Regions from separate parts of the Mus musculus genome. Here region 1 is linked to region 2. The links are chromatin loops, found by intact Hi-C in ENCODE. Cell type or tissue: heart. All regions are shown on one strand. Links, peaks and the distances in the headings refer to the core of each region. The heading gives the core; the rest is flanking DNA. Region 1 overlaps Utrn (utrophin). Region 2 has its middle 100 kb from the start of Gm23680.

Region 1 (11,955 bases), core at 1,324-9,323, 350 kb after region 2:
TCCCAGAGCTAGGGAAGTCTAAACAGGGAGAATCCACCCCAGTCTGGACAGCTTGGTGAGGTCAGGCCAATAAAAGATCCTGTCTCAAAAGAGATGGTCACTTTTGTGAATGTGGTGTTGAACAGGTATGGAGCCCATACACAAATGTATATAAGTGCTTGGCCCATAGGAAGTGACAGTATTAGGAGCTGTGGCCTCCTTGGAGGAGGTGTGGCCTTGTTGGAGAAAGTGTGTCACTGTGAGGGCAGGCTTTGAGGTAGCATAAGGTCAAATGTGGCTGGTGTGACACAGTCTCCAACTGCTGTTTGAGGATCCAGATATAGAACCCTCAGCTCCATGTCTGCCTGCACTCTGCCATGCTTCCCACCATGATGGTAAGGGACTGAACCTCTATACTGTAAGCCAGCGCAATTAAATGTTTTGTCTTGTTTTGTTTTTTTAATAAGAGTTGTCAAGGTCATGGTGTCTATACACAGAAACTGTCTACCAATTCTATAATAAACATGCACAAATATGTATTAGGAGGAGGAGGAAGAGAAGGAGGAAGAAGAGGGAGAAGAGAAGGAGGAAGAGCAGGGAGAAGGAGGCACCCACCCTGAAAACCAACACCTTCCAGCAACTGCAGGGAATTGCCCTTAGGGCCTTACATATGTTAGGCAAATGTTCACCTGGCACAATACACAAAGCTTTGATACTTTAACATTTCAATACAAGACAGAGAGTCACTAAGTTATACAACCTGACCTTCAGTTCACTCTACAAACCACCCAGGCCTGGAACAATCTTCCAGCCTCAGCTTCCCAGTTAGCTGAGAGTACAGAACCTGTACCACCAGGCCTGACCCAACTACTTCACTTTCCATTCTAGAGGGATTCCGTTCCGGCTTTATCAGGCCATGCTGTCACAGCGGCCAATTATTTATTAAGCATTAAAAAGCACTGTCCGCTTCTGTGACTGAGCTTTGTTACAAATCAGTCTTTCAGAACTTCACAGACCTGAACAAACTAGAAAAAGAAAAATGAAAAGCAATCCTCTCCCACACTCCACATCCTTTCCAACTTCAATTACTTGGACTCATTTACCTTGCCTGAGATGAACAAACTTCGAGCAAGTGAGAAAACGACAATGGTGTGACATTGTCTATATTCTCCTATCCCTGCTAATTGCTTAATTTCCAGAGCTAAATATAAACAACTAACTTCCCTTTGAAAGGCCAGCAGGGCTCTGCCGAGAACCAAGAGAAAGCGGTTCGTGCCTATAGCTTTCAGATCCATACATACAGGCTGGAAATTTCCATTTGATACTTAATAAACTGCACCCCAGAGGAAACACAAGTCATCAAGCTTTTAGTCACGATGACAAAATAGCATTTTCTGAATCTAGAGTGCTATGCCAGCTCTCTTCTCAGAAAGAACTTTCTGTTTACTCCCTACTGTATCCGCGTCAGTCACGCAGAGTTCCAACTAACGTTTTTTGTTCTTAAAGAACCACTTAACTTTGTGACCGGCATTTGGGGGTGGGGGTGTTTTTCGAGACAGGATTTCTCTGTATTTTCCTGGCTGTCCTGGAACTCACTCTGTAGACCAGGCTGGCCTCGAACTCAGAAATCCGCCTGCCTCTGCCTCCCAAGTGCTGGGATTAAAGGCGTCCGCCACCACCACGCCCGGCTATTTTTTAATCATGTAAAAAGCACTGCATTAAATCATAAGTGAAGTCATTGGTAACATGGGTTTTCTGATTAACGATATGTTACTACTTAAGTAATAAAAGATAATTTTGACATTCGCGTTGATATGAGGAATTATGGTAAAAAGGGAGGTCACAGATCAGCTAAGCTGCTGCCCCTTTGGGAAGCCACAAAACAAAACTCCTGTGACAGTCACAGGCAGGGAGGAAGGTCTCCTGTTTTGAGTCAGTAATCTGGACCTCAGCAGGAACTGCAGAAGACAGAGCATTAAGAAAGTACTCGTTCTGGGAGTTCACACATCTCTGATGAGACACCACAAACAGCACCAAGGAAAGGGGAGAATAAATGTGAATCCCTCCGCATCCGCCATTTTGCTCCACGGCATCTCCACCTCCATACACCTTCTGAACTACCCAACCCACTGGCTTCTCATGAAAGCAAGAACTGACTCATGATCAAGGGGACCTCAGGCTAGGACGTCCATTTACTGTGGCTCAAGAAATATGTGTACGGTTTGGTTACTGAGAGAAACCAAGGGAGCCTGACAGATGGTCTTAAAATACCTCTGTCTTAACATTCAGACTGTGGCCAAGTCAAGCTTGTTTCATGCTCTGAAACACTTCAGGGTTTAGTTATCCAAGGAGAGCAACACACCCCACCTGAAAGTAAAACCTGTAAGGCTTATTTTAAAATGCACCACTCACGTGTTCTATTTTTTTCCCCCAAAACACATATGTTCAACCTTTTTTGTTTTGTTTTGGTTTATTTTTTTGTTTTTTCGAGACAGGGTTTCTTCATGTAGTCCTGGCTGTCCTGGAACTCACTCTGTAGACCAAGCTGGCCTCGAACTCAGAAATCAGCCTGTCTCTGCCTTCCAAGTGCTAGGATTAAAGGCATGTGCCACCACTGTCCAGCACATATGCTTGACCTTATATGAACCTCATATTAACATACAGATGCCAGGCAGCATGTGAACTTAAAAGTCATGTCAAACACTGAGTGATTGGGATATGTTCAGTTATAGAGTTACCCTTTATAAAAGTACCCACACAGGGTCTATGTGGTTCTCACACACAAACATATATACAGACGTCAGGGAGGAGAAACTGATTTTGTTTAAACATCACTTGTCATCCCTGGCTTTCCAAGCCGTCATTGTCCCCTACTAATAAGCCAATGGTGGGAGAAAAATGCACAGAATGAAGGGGCGAATCAGTCTGGGCAGTAAGAAGACAATATTGACCACACGAACAAATCAACACTCTATGATTCTTGAACAGCTGTTTCCTTCTTCATGGCACCTGTGCACAACCTTGAATTAATAATATACACCAGGATGCTTAAAATATTTTAACTCATAGGACACATGACAAAATGTTTGGGCACAAAATTATTTCAGCGAAACTGTTTTACATACATATGCTGGCAGCACAAAAAAATCATAAAACTAAATCAAAATAATTAGCTAAATCAATAAAAATGCTGAAGTCATGAAGGACTCAATTTATAATACTAATTATTTTTCAATGTTCTATGACTCACCCACTAATCTACCTTGTAAGAATCTACTTTTTACCACGTCAATTATTAAATATGCCATTAAAAATGTCCCTGAGGGGGTGGGGGTGGGGGTGGGATTATAAAATTCCTCTCTAACTCAACATAACCTCAATCAGGTTTCAATTCAAAGACTGAAAACAGGCCAAGATAATCACAAAATGCAAACAAGTTAAAGTCAGTAGCAATCTTAAAAGTCACTTACATCCAGCTTTGTGTCCACTGTGCTCTAATAGAGGAAAAATTATCCTCTAGAGTCATTAATATTTTAAAGAAGCTAAGTGATCTAAGCCAAATCAGGAGAAATTAGCATCTAGCGTGGGGTGGCTCGAGGTCATCAGGGCAATTTCAATGCTGCTGCTTCTCAAGTCAGCAGCCAATGTGTTTCTGTTTCCTGCCCAAATTTTAGGGATTGTATAACCAGAAAGAAACACCTTTAAAAGCAAAAAATACAACACCATGTACAGTTGGAGGGGGGTTACTCAGAGCCACAGTTTCCCCAAGTTCTGCCCATCCCTGTCCCTTTCCCTATGAGAAATAGGCAGGGGGAAATACATACAAATAAATAAAACTCAAAATAAGAATACTGTGCACAATTTTCCAGTCGTTTTTCACTTACTTATAAATGACTGATACCCATACAACAGACAAAAGAAAGATGTGAAAGATGAAGAGGGTACAAATATTCAGACACCAGTTTTCAAAATGCCAAGATGAACGCAAAATAGACTCTTCTCTTCTCTCTCTCTCTCTCTCTCTCTCTCTCTCTCTCTCTTTCTCTCTCTCTCTCTCTCGTCTTTAAATGTACTTGAAATATAGACTTTCTGTATTTTTTATGGCAAAACACTGAAGTATTTAACATTTCCTTTCTAAAAGACTAAATTTAGAGAATGTAAGGGATATAGGGGGAAATAGCTGTAACAACATTTGCAATTTAAATAAAGAGAATTCAGTGTCTCGCTAAGCAGATAAACAGTACAGCTGGTCAAACTTGCAGCACAGTGACAGCACTGGTAACAAGTAGGCTCAGTAGATATAGATACCATGCCATTAACAGAGAAGGACAACTGACATTTAAGTCTGTACCTATAATTTTATCCACAATGATATGCATTAGGATCCATTTCCCACATACAATAAGATAAATAAAAGATACCTGCTACCAGTTCATTTATTCATAGTCAACAACAGCATCACGCCACTTCCCTGTCTGGAGTCCCCAAACCTCATATATCACTGCCTGACACTGACACCTACTGGAAAGTACTGGAAGTGTGTGCCCCCCCCCTCCCTGTCTGAGCAGTAGCTAATTTCACATAGGGTAGAGAATATATAAAGGGTAAATTTCAATTGCAAATAAGACAACCTCAGGTTCCCAAAAAGTAATGCCCGTGCCGAAGATTTAAATTCTAAGGCATCTTTGAGAAATTACAAATCTCAATAAATCTTCCCAAAGAATACTCCTGTTGGAAGTGAACTTCCCCATGACTCCAGTAACATGATGTGTGCTTATTCAGGGTCTTATCATAAGACTACTTAGTAGCTTTCTCCAGCACCTTAACTTTGCTTTATGTGTGGAAGTCAACGCACCCAATGGCCTTACAGCTCAAAACCCCTCTGCTTTTGTGAAAGTGCTTATGGGAATAGATGAGAAAAATAATAACCCAGCTTTTTTTTAATGCTTCATACATTTATATCCTTAGCTTTAAAAAAGTAACATATATTAATGATTCATGTATCTATACCAATACTTAAAAAGTAAAATACTAATACTTATTTAGTGAATGCATTTTTCTTCTCCATTATCAAAATTGGCTTTTTGTGAAAATGTAAACATCTTACAAAAACACACGGATTCTTTAAGCAGATGAAATCTCAACATATCCAACAGTTAGTTCTGTACTTTTCCGACTGGATTAATAAGTTGGATCAAGCTTTAATTAACTTAACACAAATGAAAATATAGCATCTCTTTAAAGCACGTCTCACTATATCAATCGATTTCCTAAGATTATATTTTAAAAAGTAAGTTTCTGGACAGACATATATTAAATTAGACAAACTGTAAAGCACAACACTGTGATTAAAAAAAAAAATCAAATTAACAGAATCCAGCTTCCCAGCCTAGACCCATTGCTTTATAGGCAGAGCCTAGGTGCTTCAACACATCAAATTTAACATCTTCAGAAAAATAATGAGATAAGAGGCAGTTTTCCCAATTACTGATCAGTTGATCTTTTAAAGAACAGTAAGATTCCTTCTTTAGAAGCATACTAAGAATTGTACAGGGAGAAAATTGTAATAACATAAAATTTGATTTGCTGCTGCTATAATCTTCCTTTTGCATCATATCATCTTGTTTTTATAAAAATAAGGAGACAGTACGAACACTAAATAAGATAAGACCATGGGCAATAACAAATACTAACCCAAAACAACACAGGAGGACGTGGGACGGCTTGTGTTTAGAATAACTGACATTGCATTCAAAATGTATAACTGTCAAACAAGTTATATCCTAAAACACTACTTAACCCACCTGGCCACAGAAAATTGTGTTCTTCAACTTTAACTAGGACATGTGGACACACAAGAATATAAGAAATGTTTACAATGGGGCTAAGCTTGTTTTTAAAATGGGCATTACTTTTCTTAATTGGAAAATATCAGCTATAAAAAGAAGAGCACGGTAAGCAATCTGTTGAAAGAGCATTCTGAGCTCTCTGCTTGATTTTGCTGGAGCTTAACATTGTATTAATGTGTCATTAAATATTAAGATATTGTAAAGTACCCCAGAGGTAACAGGTCTTAATGAAAATAGTTTGTCATATTTTCTCCAAACAACCCATCTCAGAAGACTAGGTTATAGATGGTAAAATAAAATATGTACTAAAATAGTACTTGTCTCATAGGCTTAAATAAATTTTAATGGAGCGATTTCTTTTAACAGCTTTTGCAATCAGTTGCCTGGAAAGGGAGTTTTTCCTTTCCTTCAGAGGAGCCTGAAAGATGAGTATTTCCTAGCCAGGCAACAGTGGATTCTTCAGACACCCACTCCCTATTTCCAATCAGTTACCTTGCAGAGCTTCTGGTACCGCGGAGAGGAAACTGCCATCCTTTGTAAACGATGTAACAAAACCACAACTTTCTGCAGAGACGTTCTCACCACCGCCATCATTTTAAGTTTACCACACTTCTGAAGAGTCCTCAGAATTTGCATTATAAATGAAGAGCAGCGATCATTTCCTCCCGGTCACTGGACAATGATTTGCCAGTTCTCTGAGCATGCTCGTTTCCAGACATGCATTTGAAAGATAAAGGGGGGTTTAAGGTTCTAGAGAAAAGGAGGCTGGGAGTCCATCAACTTCTTGATTTGACAAAAACACTGAAGAACGCCACCCAGACAGCCCCCAGCAGATGCTCACAGCCAGGACCTGCTCAGCCTGGCGTGGCCAGAAATGAAGCAAGTTGCAGCGTGGCCAAGCACTGCTGGCTGCAGGGAAGGAGAGCGCTCCGGAGACGAGAGGATATTAAGTGAAGCACTAAAGCTAAAGATACAAAGGCGACTTCCCCTGGGGACAGAGAGTGAACCCCATCACGGCCACGGTGCATGCCTGGTAGCTGAGTTTACATGAGGAGACCGGGTGGCAGGGAACATGAGGCTTTACAGAGAGATGCGAGCACTCCCAGTGGAACGCGGCTCCCGCTGTGCTTGTGGAATGAGTAGAAACACTGAGGAGCACTAAGGGATTTGTCTGGAAGGACAGACTGAAGCCCACTCTGTGCTAATAAATCACCTTAAGCCAGTCTGGGCATTGCATCATCCAAAACAAAACTGAACATATTTACGGAGGGATGAAGGTTTACCTCGGCTCCAAAGGCAGAGCCAAAAGATAGGCTTCCAGGTCCCTGCACAGGAGCAAATCAGGCCAGAAATCAAATAGGACCCCTTAAGTAAACAGCCAAGTTAATAACAAGAAGCCTGCAAATGACTGTAGAGCATCACCCTCCATCTCCCTCTTAGACAGCATCTTCGTAATCTTTCTGTTTGTCCTGAAGCTGTTTTAATTTCACATATAGGAAATCCAAGAGAACAATTGTACATCATATGAAGGGTGTGTGTGTGTGTGTGTGTGTGTGTGTGTGTGTGTGTGTGTGTGTGTGTATTATGTGCATGTATACATACATGTCTGAGAGACGTTTTGCACTATGATAACCAATTTGGGCACAATATCTTAGAGGACCAGAGTATCCCAGGATGATTAAGTGGCTGGGCAAAAGGGCACAGCCTGAAACTAAGCCCATATGTTTCTCATTATCAAGGTCCGGCCTATCCTAATTGCCCAGGGAACACTGCTCATTCACCTCTCTGTGATGCTATGGTCAGGAAAATGACATTTTCAGGAACTTCTTTTTGCTTCCTCTGTCTCCTCAGTCCTTCACACTCGTGTGATTTAAGGTCTTAGATTGGGTCAAATAGAGCTGGTTCATCAAACTTCAGCCTGTGTATGTATAATTTGCCATCAGCTCCTTATTGAGAACCTATACTGCCTCCTCCTGGTGAGGCTGCCAAAGCCAGAGACATTCCATTAACATAATGGAAAGTGCTTGTTCTTAGTTAGATAGGAATACAGATTAGTTAGTGATAAAACAAGGTCAGGGTCTGAAGGGTTGAGAACGGGAACTGATCCTAAAGGGAAGTGGACTTCTGGGGGGTGCGTGTTTGTTCTATGTCGACCGCAGCTATGGCTGTACATCTTTGAGTGTACAAAAAACTGAATTATAGAATGTACATAGACAGGGCAGTATGTAAATAACAGATAGATGACTAGATATAAAAAATATGAACTTACAAGTTGAGCATCGTTCACATGAAAGGCTTGAGCCCAGGAGTGCTTGAAGCTTCAGGATTTGGTTGTTTTTGTTTGTTGTTTGTTTTTTGTTTTTTGGGGTTTTTTTTTGGTTTTGTTTTGGTTTTGGTTTTTTTTGGTTTTTTGGTTTTTTAGTTTTTGTTTTTTTCCCCATCATGGAATAAAATAGTTGCATAAATACACTGAGGTATTCCAGGGGTGGGACCCAAGCCTACAGATAAGTCAATTGTGTTTCACACAGACCTTAAGCACAACCCTGAGGATGGTTTTTATAGCATTATTAGTGATTCTATGCATGGAAGAAACTGTCACGGTATAGAACATGTAGGACATCATGTTAGCATTTAACAACTTACAGAGTTTAGAGTATCTTGGTTTCAGCTTTTTGGTTTTTTGGTTTTTGCTTTTTTTTTTTTTAAGTTGGGGATGCTTAACTTGTATAATTCCTGTTCCAGAGCCAGCAAGTGAAACGGGGGTTCACCCCACAAGTTGGGTGCAGTGGTAGAACTGAACGATCTTCTGTCTCCTACAATAGAAGTAGAACACGTAGCTAGCAGCAAGCACAGGGCAGGACAAGCGGAAGACTGTGAAAGACAAAGACTTTCGGATCAAATCCAGCACATTCTCACATCCACTCCGCAAAGGCCATAGGGACTCCGAAGCTTATCCGGAAAAGAACTAACACTTCTCAGTAGTTGATACTGCAATAAATAGAGCTTACAACTAAATGTAATTAAAATAATGAATGCCCTAGACTGTGGCAATGAAAATTAAGACAAATGCGTCAATTAATAAATTGAGTTTTTAAATCAACAACAGTTTCTTCTTAAAATAAAAGAGCCAAATTTGGCACCTTCTACGGGAGGCTACTCTTAACACTTTATTCTGCTTTAATCAAAATAGAAGAACGTGCCATCCCTTCAAGTCCAAACAAGTCTCTCCTGTTACCTTCTTCTCCTATGATACCAACTACATTGGATTACCACACACATCTCATGTTCACCTCCTCCCAAGGCCTTCAACTCCTGCAGGGCTGTACTTCTAGCTACTATCACATCTAGCACAAATGAACCTAGCAGGTACCCTTACTGTCTCTGTCACTGAGGACAAATCCATTCCTCACAGAGTCGTCAGCTAGATTCCTGTAACTTGGAGGCTATAATACCTCACTCTCTGGCCTAATCCCCTTTATGACATCTCCCACCAGCAGCAGATTAAATATACATTATACTGCCAGGTACACACCACCACCACCACCACCACCACCCTGCCATGTACAGTTCAGCTCTCAAGGAGCATCTCTCTCCAGCAAGTCATCAAAATCAAATTTTCTCTTACTGAAAGTCCTCTGCCTAGAAGAAAAACCAAAACATAAATACAAGAGTCCAAATGACCAAATGTCCATAAAAGAAATGGTCCAGAAAGGCTTCAACCACCATTGTGCTTCCAAGCCCTTCTTTATTAAAATATATTCAGAATCATCTTTAAACTGAACACGGTATAAACTGTATCTCCATGAAATACCTCTGTGGGGCTTTATATCTGGTTGGCACAAAATGCTAATCAAATACAAACAGTGAACATGTCATCTCAGGACAAATAGATACAGATGGACGGATAGATAGATAGATAGATAGATGATAGATGAATGGATGCATTGATGAATGAATAGATGGATGCATTGATGGATGATGGATGGATAGATAGATAGATGATAGATGGATGTATAGATAGATAGGTGATAGATGGATAGATAGATAATAGATGGATGCATAGATAGATAGATGACAGATGGATGAATAGATAGATAGATGACAGATGGATAAATAGATAGATAAATAGATAGATAATGGCTATCAGAATAGATCCATCCATCTCCTGATCATGCAACAAGAGTACAATGAAGTAAACACCACACCTTACACAGAAATCTCAGATGGCTGGCTCACCACCACCAGCAGCAGCTCAACACCAGTAAATTTATTTCATGATTTCAGGTCTTTTCTGATTTCCTCACATACCTTTCCATTTCTGAACACGTTTCCATTTGAAATCATGCACACAAACGAGAAATAAACTACAAACCCATGGGAAAATTTAAATTCCTTTATCTCAGAAATGCTCAGCCAGTGCCACTACATATCTAACAACCATCTATCTATACAGTGCCAGAAACAAAGTCATTGGATTAATTTTTTTGTTTTAGTCAAACAATGGGAGGGCTATAAACTAAGAGTATCCAATCTAGAAGAGCAGAAGGTGGAAGCCACAGAGATCACCATACTGTGAGGCATCCTGGACACATTCCACGTTTGTCTTCAGATAAACAGATATCTGACTCAGCTGTTAGCAAAGGCCTGCCTTCGTATGAGCCCAAACAGACTATGTTAGCAACATCAGATTATTTTTGAGAAGCAATTACCGTACACATTTTCTCTCCATCCATTAGCCAACAGCCTCCTTGGGCTGTCAATGTTTGCCATAAGACAAGTAATCCCCAGCTTAGTTATTTTTATTTAAAAGATTCCCACCATTTCTATTTAAATTTATTTTTCCCATAGCTTGAATATTCATTAAAAATGGAGAGGAGCTGGAGCTCTGGTAAGAATATATCCTAAGAGAAAATGTGTGAGAAAACACCACTAGACTCTCCAATGGGCCTGTGTGCTGCTCAGGCCAGATATTAGCAGGGTTCATGTGGAACCTTCCTTCCTTCCCACAAGTTACTGCTTACTGGGGGGCACAGTCTAAACAGCATTGAAATTAACACCACTATAAATTAAATATCTGCAAGCATGTGTAGATCAAATTTATAGTTGTTTAAATCACAAAACTAATATGGTTTAGCGTTTACACACACTGAATGCCCACTGCAGCCTCCTGAAATGAGGACTTTCTCGAAATATTTTAGCAATTCACATTAACAGTCATTCTGAGGGTCGAGAGAGTGACGGGAAAGAGCACCTTTAACTTTGATACTTGCCTGGACACACTCATCACCAAGTCACAAGAACAGTGTGCAATGCATAAGAAATGAGCAAGCCAACAGACATTTTCTCTGGTATTTGTTTTTCTTTCTTTTCTACCATTTCTTTGTGTTGGCTGGGGTCCATATGTGCACGTGTGTATATGTGGGTGCCCTTGGACTGTGAAGGCTGACCTCAGATGTCTTCCTCAATCACTCTCCTCTCCATTGTTTTAGACCTGATTTCTCAGTCAACCTGGAGCTCACACACAGTTTAGGGAAGACTGCCTGGCCATTGAGACCCTGAAATTGCCTGTCTCCACCCTCCTACCCACAGCTTGAGATAGAAGACCCACAGCAAAATCATCAGGCAACCCCCACACTAAACCTTTGACAGTACAAAGAATTCAAACTCAGGTCTTTATGCTTCTGTGGCAAAAACATTGCCTACTAAGCCACTCTTCCCAGGCCCTAACTCTCCTTAATTTCACTATGAGACTGTAAGAGTCTTCACACATAAGGATGGATTATAAATAAGCCTATTCCAAATTAAACAAACTTGTTTTAAAAGTTTTTTAAATTTTCTGTGAGTGTGCACATGTGCATACACATGTATAAGTGTGTGGGCATGTTTGCATGCATGTGTGCCAGTGTGTGCACATGTGTGTACAAGTGTGTATGCATGTGTTTGTGCACATGCACGTGTGTGTGTGTGTGTTCTCTTGTAGAAGGTACAGCAACAACACTCCTTTTAACACATTAATAATAATTATTTTTAACTTAGAAAATTTAAGAGTAATAGTTCCAAAAAAGCCTCTAGACCTTTAATCCAATTTGCTGATATTTTATAATATGGTCTTTTAGATATTTCAAGA
Region 2 (11,955 bases), core at 1,928-9,927:
AATTGAAGACTGGCTAACTAAACTAGGAGACATCACCTACATGTGGCTTGTGTCTGAGTTCTGAATGGGATGGCTTATAAGGACAGTTCCTCGAAGACAAGCAGAAGAAACCACCCCCTTGTCCTGTGAGCCATCAGTCAAGTGTTGCTAATTCAATCAGATACACAAGGCAGGGTGTGGGCCCCACTTCCTAGAAGAACAAGAGACCGGGATCCTGAAGCTGTGCTTTAAAGACACATTGTATGATATTAGTAAGAGTGCTCTGTTTCCCTTCATTCTTCCCGCTAGAGCTGAATTTGGGGCTAACCATTCCAGGGCTGAAGGTGAAGTAGGGACTGTGGAGGTCCATCACTGCACAGGGAGTAAGGGCTCAGCAGACCATGCAACCACTAGGAAACGTTCTCCTAGTAGTGAGAGAGGATAATGGAAAGACAAACTCTCCATCCAGCCACAACTATCTTGAAAAGGATGGCCTTATGTTGTTCATAACTGATGATTTGGGTTCAATATTTTCTGTATTTTTGTTGGTGTTATGAACCCTATCAACCTAAAGATAGCAAGCTATTGCAACAATAATTTATACTACCCACATTATAATTAGCTTCCTCTATTTCTCTCAGTAAGTTTATAGATAAACTGTGTTCTACAAAGGTAAATAAATAAGTGGATTCAGGAGGATGTACTGAATTACTGGTCTTCACTCTTGGTGTCTGAGTTCCTGGACTCTGAGGACGCTTTTATTATTCGCTTTACTCTGTTGTTGCTGTCAGTGATCGTCACCTCTGCTCATGCTCCTATAACAAACTGCCATATGCTGGATGACTTAAAAACAGAGATGTTCTTCCCATGGCTCTGTAGGTGGGAAAGTTCAGGATCAAAGCAGCACAATTGTCCAGTGAGACATTGATTCTCAGAGGGTTCCATGACTTCTTCCATGCTCACATGGTGTAGAGCAGAGATCTCGGGTCTCTTTTATAAGGGTAATAATTTTACTATAAAGTCCAATCTTCAAGATAAAATCCAATGTTACTTAGCTATCTCCAAAGCTGGGGTGGAGGTAAGGGGATGGGGGAGTTGGCACTAGGATGTCATCACATCAGAAAGGACACAAACATTCACTCCACAACAGTGATAATGCTGCCTGGGCTTTTGGACTTTATGTTGCTGATGTTGTGAAACAGGGCATCATCATGTAGCCCAGGTTATCCTTAAACTTACTGCATAATAGAAGCTAGCCTCATACACATGGCAAGCCTTTAGAGCAGCCTTCTGATTGCTAGAATTACAGGCATGCCCCACCATACCTGACTTGACCCAGTTTTTAAATGGTAGTAGAATCAATTGAAAGAGTGTGAGGTGTATGTATTATATGTAAATAGTGAAGAGAACTAAGACTCATTCTCCCCATGTTCTTGGTTTTTACTATCATCTAACCAGTAAATATATAGCCTTGTTCATGGTCCCAAGAAACGGGAAGCCAAGGCAAAATATACACTGACTACTCCGGATCTAAAGGTTGGTGATTTCTACAAAACCAGCTGTGTCCCCTTTCTACCTGCGGTTCTGTGTCTTGTGTCTCTCAGCTTATGTGCTTCCCTGTCTGAAAAGTGATGGGAAAGGATATATTTCCTAAGGTGGTTGTAAAGCTTAGGTGAAATTATGCAAGTCAAATGCTTAGCATATGATAAATATGCAATAAATCCATAACAGTTAGCTGTTTTTAGTGATTATAATTCCAGTCCCAGATGGAGATGATTTCAACTTTTCACTCTCTCTGCATAAGCACAACTCTGAAGAATTATTTCTGGCCTAAAACTGTGTCTTTTCCATGCTCACCTTCAGTCAATTTGCTTCTAAATACATGGAAAAGAAGAAAAACATCTTTCTCTAAGGGATGGCCTACACATCCCCAAAGCTCTAAAATTGCCTTAGGGTCTTAGAGTCTTTACATATAAGATGCAACATCCTAAAGTCACTGCCTTTCTTCCTAGTTTCCTTCTGCTTCCCTTTCAAGAACATATACTACAAGTATGGTATGGTAACCAAAGATGACCTGGTATTTAATAGTCCACACTATTGCCACTCACTGTCAAATTCCCCCCGTGTGGACCTACATTTGTTTAAAATGGCTTCAGCAGCTCACACCAAAGGAGCCTAGGACACAGACCAGAACCCACTCTACAGTACAGTCTCCTCCTCAAACTACAACACATCTGATCCCTCACTCTGCAGCCGCCATTTTGGACAGGCTGATTCCTGTGGCCATTTCAGCTCTAATTTCTCCTCATTAGGATGTGTCACTATTTACAAGATGTGGCCACGGGGTGCCACGCATACTCCGGTGAAGTCTGCTTGGTAGGCCGAGAGGCCTGGAAGCGCTCTCGAGGCAAAGAGTTTCAGGGAAGCTCATCTCCTGGAGTTTTGGTGTTCTCATTAACCCATATACTCATACTCTATTCCCAAGTTAGTCTGGTGTATGGATCCACATGCTCTCTTTTAGTATTATCTTATTATAAGTGCCTTTTAAAATTGAATTCTGACATAGCTAAGCCTTCATCAGTGTTCAACGTCCTAGAAAGTCCATAAGCTGACCATGGGCTTGGAATTCAGTAAGAATGTTGCCTATTCAGTGACATTCAGAATTGCCTTTGGTATTACACTATCACTTAGAATAAAAGCCAAGTTGCTACCATATACAGGAATTTACAATGGTTTGGAAAGTAGATCGGGCTGTGGTTTTAGAGTATTGAATTATTCATGAGATGGTTAGCAAGAATGGAACTCCCTAAGTAGAACCATGACTTGGGTGTGAAAGTCCTTGCCCTAGGAGTGTAAAGACCTCACACCTGGCTTCTAAGACTATAGCTGACCTTAGATAGGGCTGACTTTGTCTCAGTTATTTTATTGCCTAGTTCCTGCCAGTCTTTGTGTTTACATTCCTCTGTTTTGTGTAAGAGTCATTAAGCATCCGGTAACCTCATTTGTACCTTGCCGATGTGTCACCTAACTTCCCTACTTTCTTCTGTATAAAAAATTTGATGCTCAATTTGACAAATTACATTCAGATTCTACACAACCTCTCGTGTTGCGTCTGTCTGTTATTCATTTCCTCCAACTCCTTGCACACCTGTGACCAGAGACCCATTCCATGCAGACAAAGGCGCCCAGAGGTTCTGCGGCAATGGGGGAGCTGAAGTCCACTTACACTGGATAACAAGACCTAACTGATTTTTGGCTTTTCAGGAACTTTGTGAAATAAAAGCATTTTGTAAAATTAAGTCATGTAAACTTACCATGAGATGAGTTACTAAATACAGGAATGACAAATGACTCAAAACTTTTCACAGCCTTCTTCTCTTACTGCATTTTTCCTGTTACTTGTACCTGTGGGGTTTCTTGTGACTCTTGTACCACTGCAATAGTGATAACACATGATGGTTTGCTCTTTTACACTCTTTCACTGCTTGGCAATTGGTGGCATGTCAATAGCTTTAAATTGATTCTGGTAGCTGTCAAGAGATTGACTTATTCATTTCTTTGGGTAATCTAAACATAAGAAAGTGATGTATGGGATAGTAATAATATAGACTCAATTTAAGTGTGTCTGTTGCCAATAAAATATGAATAGCACTCAAAATTGAGAGTCATTCTCTTAGTAGTTGGTGCTAGGGGCTGCTAAACTCATTAGAGCATAGTGGGCATCAAGTACACACATCCATTGCTTCATTTCATTTCATTCTTATTCATTAATGTAAATGTAAATATTAAGAACTTATCATATAGAGCCAATATTGATTCACCAATTTTACACATAGGCTGTCTATATAAGAACAAAGACATCAAAAAAATCAGTCATAGAGGTCTGTGAAAATCAATTGGTAATACAGAACTATTTTTTTTATTTTTTTAATTAGGTATTTTTCTCATTTACATTTCCAATGCTATCCCAATAGTCCCCCACACCCCCCCCCCACTCCCCTACCCACTCACTCCCACTTCTTGGCCTCGGTGTTCCCCTGTACTGAGGAATATAAAGTTTGCAAGACCAATGGGCCTCTTTTCTACTCATGGCTGGCTAGGCCATCTTCTGATACATATACAGCTAAGACATGAGCTCCAGGGGGTACTAGTTAGTTCGTATTGTTGTTCCACCTATAGGGTTGCAGATCCCTTTAGCTCCTTGGATACTTTCTCTAGCTCCTATATTGGGGGCCCTGTGATCCATCCAATAGCTGACTGTGAGCATCCACTTCTGTGTTTGCTAGGCCCCAGCATAGTCTCACAAGAGACAGCTATATCAGGGTCCTTTCAGCAAAATCTTGCTAGTGTATGCAATGGTGTCTGCCTTTGGTGGCTGATTATGGGATGGATCCCCGGATATGGTAGTCTCTAGATGGTCCATCATTTTGTCTCAGCTCCAAACTTTGTCTCTGTAACTCCTTCCATGGGTGTTTTGTTCCCAATTCTAAGAAGGGGCAAAGTGTCCACACTGGGGTCTTCATTCTTCTTGAGTTTCATGTGCTTTGTATCTTGTATCTTGGGTATTCTAAGATTCTGGGTTAATATCCACTTATCAGTGAGTACATTTCATGTGAGTTCTTTTATGATTGGGTTACCTCACTCAGGATGATACCCTCCAGGTCCATCCATTTGCCTAGGAATTTCATAAATTCATTGTTTTTAATAGCTGAGTTGTACTCCATTGTGTAAATGTACCACATTTTCTGTATCCATTCCTCTGTTGAGGGGCATCTGGGTTCTTTCCAGCTTCTGGCTATTATAAATAAGGCTGCTATGAACATAGTGGAGCATGTGTCTTTCTTACCGGTTGGAACATCTTCTAGATATATGCCCAGGAGAGGTATTGTGGGATTCTCTGGTAGTACTATGTCCAATTTTCTGAGGAACGGCCAGATTGATTTCCAGAGTGGTTGTACAAGCTTGCAATCCCACCAGCAATGGAGGAGTGTTTCTCTTTTCCACATCCTCGTCAGCATCTGCTGTCACCTGAATTTGTCATCTTAGCCATTCTGACTGGTGTGAGGTGGAAACTCAGGGCTGTTTTTATTTGCATTTCCCTGATGATTAAGGATGCTGAACATTTGATCAGGTGCTTCTCAGCCATTCCGTATTCCTTACGTGAGAACTCTTTGTTTATCTCTGAGCCCCATTTTTTAATGTGGTTATCTGATTTTCTGGAGTCCACCTTATTCAGTTCTTTATATATATTGGATACTAGGCCCCTATCTGATTTAGGATAGGTAAAGATCCTTTTCCAGTCTGTTGGTGGCCTTTTTATCTTATTGACGGTGTCCTTTGCCTTACAGAAGCTTTGCAATTTTATGAGGTCCCATTTGTCAATTCTCAATCTTACAGCACAAGCCATTGCTGTTCTATGCAGGAATTTTTCCCTTGTGCCTATATCTTTGAGAATTTTCCCCACTTTCTCCTCTACAAGTTTCAGTGTCTCTGGTTTTATTTGGAGTTCCTTGATCCACTTAGATTTGACCTTAGTCCAAGGAGATAGGAATGGATCAATTCACATTTTTCTACATGTTAACCGCTAGTTGTGCCAGCACCATTTGTTGAAAAAGCTGTCTTTTTTCCACTAGATGGTGTTAGCTCCCTTGTCAAAGATCAGGTGGCCATAGGTGTGTGGGTTCTTTCTGGGTCTTCAATTCTATACCATTGGTCTACTTGTCTGTTGCTATACCAGTACCATGGAGTTTTTATCACAATTGTTCTGTAGTACAGCTTTAGGTCAGGCATGGTGATTCCACCAGAGCTTCTTTTATCCTTGAGAAGAGTTTTGGCTATTCTAGGTTTTTTGTTATTCCAGATGAATTTGCAGATTACTCTTTCTAACTCGTTGAAGAATTGAGTTGGAATTTTGATGGGGATCGCATTGAATCTGTAGATTACTTTTGGCAAGATAGCCATTTTTACTATATTTATCCATGGTTTCCGTCCTTGTATTGGTTTTTTTCTGTTATTATCCTTTGAAGGGCTGGATTTGTGGAAAGATAATGTGTGAATTTGGTTTTGTCATAAAATACTTTGGTTTCTCCATCTATGTTAACTGAAAATTTGGCTGGATATAGTAGCCTCGGCTGGCATTTGTGTTCTCTTAGTGTCTGTATAACATCTATACAGGATCTTCTGGCTTTCATAGTCTCTGTTGAAAAGTCTGGTGTAATTCTGATATGTTACTTGACCTTTTTGCTTTACTGCTTTTAATATTCTATCTTTATTTAGTGCATATGATGTTCTAATTATTATGTGTCAGGAGGAATTTCTTTTCTAGTCCAGTCTCTTTGGAGTTCTGTAGGCTTCTTGTATGTTCATGGGCACCTCTTTCTTTAAGTTTGGGAAGTTTTCTTCTATTATTTTGCTGAAGATATTTGCTGGCCCTTTACGTTGAAAATCTTCATTCTCATCTACTCCTACTGTCCGTAGGTTTGGTCTTCTCATTATGTCCTGGATTTTCTGGATGTTTTCAGTTAGGATCTTTTTGCATTTTGCATTTTCTTTGATTGTTGTGTCCATGTTCTCTATGGAATCTTCTTCACCTGAGATTCTCTCTTCCATCTCTTGTATTCTGTTGCTGATGCTTGCATCTATGGTTCCAGATTTCTTTCCTAGGGTTTCTATCTCCAGCGTTGCCTCACTTTGGGTTTCTTTATTGTGTCTACTTCCCTTTTTAGGTCTAGTATGGTTTTGTTCATTTCCATCACCTGTTTGGATGTGTTTTCCTGTTTTTCTTTAAGGACTTCTACCTGTTTGGTTGTGTTTTTGTATTTTTCTTTAAGGACTTGTAACTCTTTAGCAGTGTTCTCCTGTATTTCTTTAAGTGAGTTATTAAAGTCCTTCTAGATGTCCTCTACCATCATCATGAGATATGGTTTTAAATCCGGGTCTAGCTTTTCAGGTGTGTTGGGGTGCCCAGGACTGGGTGAGGTGGGAGTGCTGCGTTCTGATGATGGTGAGTGGTCTTGGCTTCTGTTAGTAAGATTCTTACATTTGCCTCTCGCCATCTGGTAATCTCTGGAGTCAGTTGTTATAGTTGTCTCTGGTTAGAACTTGATCCTCTCGTGATTCTGTTAGCCTCTATCAGCAAACCTGGGAGACTAGCTCTCTCCTGAGTTTCAGTGGTTAGAGCACTCTCTGCAGGCAAGCTCTCCTCTTGCAGGGAAGGTGCCCAGATATCTGGTGTTCGAACCTGCCTCCTGGCAGAAGTTGTGTTCCACTCACCAGAGGTCCTAAGATCCCATGGAGAATGCTCTGGGGACACCACGCCCAAGGTGACCCCGTGCTGGGGCTGACCAGAATTATTTTTTAAATAGAAAATGAATGGAATAAATATTTAAAATAATTTTTTCCTTACAATATATTCTGATTGTAGTTTTCCTTCCCTCAACTTCTCCCAGATATGTACCAGCTGTGATCCAAATCCACAACCTTGATATCTCAGCCAGTCATGGTAGTGCGCACCTTTAATCCCAGCACTTGGGAGGCAGAGGCAGGCAGATTTCTGAGTTCAAGGCCAGCCTGGTCTACATAGTGAGTTCCAGGACAGCCAGAGCTACAGGGAAATCCTATCAAAAAACAAAAAACAAAAACAAAAAACATTGATATCTCTTTCTCATTAGAAAACAAGCAGGCATCTAAAAATAAAATGAAATATTAAATAAAAACAAACAAACCAAAATAGGACAAACAAACAAACATGGGGAAAAGGAACCAAAAAAAAAAAAAAACCAAGAAACACATACAGGTGTAGACATGCACAATTTGCACACAGAAATCCCATAAAAACACAAGATCAGAGACCATAATATAGGAGCAAAAGATCTGTAAACTAAAATAAATGCCCAAGCAAACATTATAAATATGTGAATATCAAGGAGCAATACAGACTTTATTACAAAGAATATTACCTATTTTCTTGCTTCATGGGTTGTATAGTATGTATTGAGTACACCAGGATATAATGAATATATGGATGAATATGTGTGTAAAAGTTTTTTGAGAAGCCTATCATAAAACATATTTTTAGTACTGCACTAAGCAATACATCTCTATCCATTATAGAAAGACAAAATGGTCCCAGGGTCTTTTCTTTTGTAAGACATTAATCCTGTGGTGAGTTATAGTCTTGTGATCAAATCAAACCCAAAGTCCAGACAAACCTTACAGCATATGAATATATTTTCAAATAACAAGTTCAAAAGAGTTCCAGAAAAATACCACACACTGGATCATTTATTAAGAACACAAACCTGACAAATCCCTTCTGGTCGGCACCAGCACCAGGTCACCTTGGGTGCAGAGTCAGAGGACACCCCCAAGGTCCCTAGAGGACTCTCCATGCTTCTTAGGACCTCTGGTGAGTGAAACACAACTTCTGTTCTAATCCAACCACTCTTGGGACCTGAGACAGCATTAGGGAAGCAGAAAACCAGCCTGACCAGGGTCACAAGTCCCTTCCAGTTGGTGCCAGTACCTGGTCACCTTGTGTGCGGAGCTGGCAGACATCCCCAAGGTCCCTAGAGGACTCTCCATGAGATCTTAGGACCAATGACCAGACAGCTCCACGCTCCTCAAAGGAGACACCACTTCCAGGCACTCCCAGGATCATTGACAACAGGATCACAGGATGAAAGGAGCTTGGTCACACCAGTATTTCAGTGTCTCAGAGGAACTTGACTGCCAAGAACTCTGACACACTCAGAATTTCAGGTTCACAGGAGCCCACAGCAAAGGATCACAGAGAAAGCTGGACTCTGAGGAGTCCTGAATCAACTGGGATTATAGTAAGGAGAGGCTCCAATCAGATATTTTGAGGACAGCAAATACTTGAGATAATCAGATGGCAGGAGGCAAGCTTAAGAACAGAAGCAACAGAAACCAAGGTTATTTGGCATCATCAGAACCAAACTCTCCCACCATAACAAGTCCTGAATACACTATCACACCAGAAAAGCAAGACATGGATCTAAAGTAACTTCTTAAGATGATGATGGAGGATCCTAAGAAGGAAATACAGGAAAACACAGGCAAATAGCTAGAAGTCTTTAAAAAGGAAACACAAAAATGTCTTAGAGAGTTACAGGAAAACATTTCCAAACAGGAGATAGAATTGAACAAAACCAGGCAGGATATAAAAACGGAACTAGAAACAATAAAGAAATCCCAAAGGGAGACAAATCTGGAGATAGAAACCCTAGGAAAGAAATCAGGAACCACAGATACAAGCATCAGAAACAGAATAGAAGAGATGGAAGAGAGAATCTCAGGTGAAGAAGATTCCATAGAGAACAAGGACACAACAATCAAAGAAAATGCAAAATGCAAAAAGATCCTAACTCAAAACATCCAGAAAATCCAGGACACAATGAGAAGACCAAACCTAAGGATAATAGGAGTTGATGAGAATTAAGATTTTCAGCTTAAAGGGCCAGCAAATATCTTCAAAAAATTATAAAAGAAAACGTTCCAAACCTAAAAAAAGAGATGCCCATGAACATACAAGAAGTCTACAGAACTCCAAATAGACTGGATGAGAAAAGAAATGCCTCCTGACACATAATAATCAGAAAAACAAATACACTAAATAAAGACAAAATATTAAAAGCAGCAAGGGAAAAATGTCAAGTAACATAAAAGGCAGGCCTATTAGAATTACTCCAGACTTCTCACCAGACTATGAAAGCAAGAAGATCCTGGACAGATGTTATACAGACCCTAAGAGAACACAAATCCCAGCCCAGTCTACTATACCCAACTAAACTCTCAATTACCATAGAAGGAGAAACCAAAGTATTCCATGACAAAGCTAAATTCACACAATATCTTTCCATGAATCCAGCCCTTCAAAAGATAATAACAACAACAAAAAAAAAATACAAAGACAGAAACTACGCCCTAGAAAAAGCAAGAAAGTAATCCTTCAACAACCCTAAAAGAAGAGAGCCACAAGAACAGAATGCCAACTGAAACAATAAAAATATTAGGAAGCAACAATTACTTTTCCTTAATATCTCTTAATATCAATGGACTCAATTCCACAATAAGAAGACATAGACTAACAGATTGGCTACACAAACAGGACCCAAAATTTTCCTGTTTACAGGAAACCCATCTCAGGGAAAAAGTCAGACACTACCTCAGAGTGAAAGGCTGGAAAACAATTTTCCAAGCAAATGGTCTGAAGAAACAAGCTGGAGTAGCCATTCTAATATCAAATAAAATCGACTTCCAACTCAAAGTTATCAAAAAAGACAAAGAGGGGCCCTTCATACTCATCAAAGGTAAAACCTTCCAAGAGGAACGCTCAATTCTGAATATCTATGCAAGGGCAGCCACATTCATTAAAGAGACTTTAGTAAAGCTCAAAGCACACATTGCACCTCACACAATAATAGTAGGTGACTTCAACACCACACTTTCATCAATGGACAGATCGTGGAAACAAAAACTAAACAGGGACACAGTGAAACTAACAGAAGTGATGAAATAAATGGACTTAACAGATATCTACAGAACATTTTATCCTAAAACAAAAGGATATACCTTCTTCTCAGCACCTCATTCTACCTCCTCCAAAATTGACCATATAATTGGTCACAAACAGGCCTTAACAGATACAAAAATATTGAAATCCTCCCATGAATCCTATCAGATCACCATGGACTAAGGCTGATCTTCAATAACAACGTAAATAATAGAAACCCAACATTCATGTGGAAACTGAACAACACTCTTCTCAATGATACCTTGGTAAAGAAAGGATAAAGAAAGAAATTGAAGAATTTTTAGGGTTTAATGAAAATGAAGCCACAACATACCCAAACTTATGGGACATAATGAAAGCATTTCTAAGATTAAAACTCATAGCTCTGAGTGACTCCAAAAAGAAACTAGAGAGAGCACACACTAGCAGCTTGACAACACACCTAAAAGCTCTAAAACTAAAGGAAGCAAATTCACCCAAGAGGAGTAGATGGCAGGAAATAATCAAACGCATGGGGGAAATCAACCAAGTGGAAACAAGAAGAACTATTCAAAGAATTAACCAAACGAGGAGCTGGTTCTTTGAGAAAATCAACAGAATAGATAAACCCTTAGCCAGACTAGCTAGAAGGCACAGGGACAGCATCCTAATTAACAAAATCAGAAATGAAAAGGGAGACATAACAACAGATCCTGAAGAAATCCAAAACACCATCAGATCCTTCTACAAAAGGCTATACTCAACAAAACTGTAAAACTTGGATGAAATGGACAAATTTCTAGACAGTTACCAGGTAACAAAGTTAAATCAGGATCATCATAATGATATAAACAGTCCCATATTCCCTAAAGAAATAGAACAGTCATTAATAGTCTCCCAACCAAAAATAGCCCAGGACCAGATGGGTTTAGTGCAGAGTTCTATCAGACTTTCAAAGATCTAATTCCAATTCTTCTCAAACTATTCCACAAAATAGAAACAGAATGTACTCTACCCAATTCATTCTATGAAGCCACTATTACTCTGATACCTAAACCACAGAAAGACCCAACAAAGATAGAGAACTTCGCCCTTCCGCTCGACTCGAGACTCGAGCCCCAGGCTACCTTGCCAGCAGAGTCTTGCCCAACACCCGCAAGGGTCCACACGGGACTCCCCACGGGACCCTAAGACCTCTGGTGAGTGGATCACAGTGCCTGCCCCAATCCAATCGCGCGGAACTTGAGACTGCGGTACATAGGGAAGCAGGCTACCCGGGCCTGATCTGGGGCACAAGTCCCTTCCACTCGACTCGAGACTCGAGCCCCGGGCTACCTTGCCAGCAGAGTCTTGCCCAACACCCGCAAGGGTCCACACGGGACTCCCCACGGGACCCTAAGACCTCTGGTGAGTGGACCACAGTGCCTGCCCCAATCCAATCGCGCGGAACTCGAGACTGCGGT

Evidence for each region. A loop is a pair of places that touch in the nucleus more often than their neighbours do. Peaks named below come from ENCODE experiments on the same cell type or tissue, not always from the same donor. Only the 100,000 strongest peaks of a DNase experiment are listed, where the experiment ranks them.
Region 1: a loop joins it to region 2, with 7 times the contacts of the local background. A loop is called at or near these places in 4 of 42 quality-filtered maps.

What each region holds. Positions count from the first base shown.
Region 1 is chr10:12,608,171-12,620,125 of GRCm38, forward strand. The region is part of intron 50 of Utrn (utrophin); the gene reads right to left. Among named protein-coding and RNA genes, the nearest start is that of Gm25139, 250 kb to the left of the region's middle. In heart, for the core only: CTCF peaks have their summits at 4,483 (motif pointing left) and 7,799 (motif pointing left); no DNase peak of the experiment used is centred there; H3K4me3 peaks cover 974 bases; H3K27ac peaks cover 477 bases.
Region 2 is chr10:12,254,882-12,266,836 of GRCm38, forward strand. No RefSeq gene overlaps it. Among named protein-coding and RNA genes, the nearest start is that of Gm23680, 100 kb to the right of the region's middle. In heart, for the core only: a CTCF peak has its summit at 5,603 (motif pointing right); no DNase peak of the experiment used is centred there.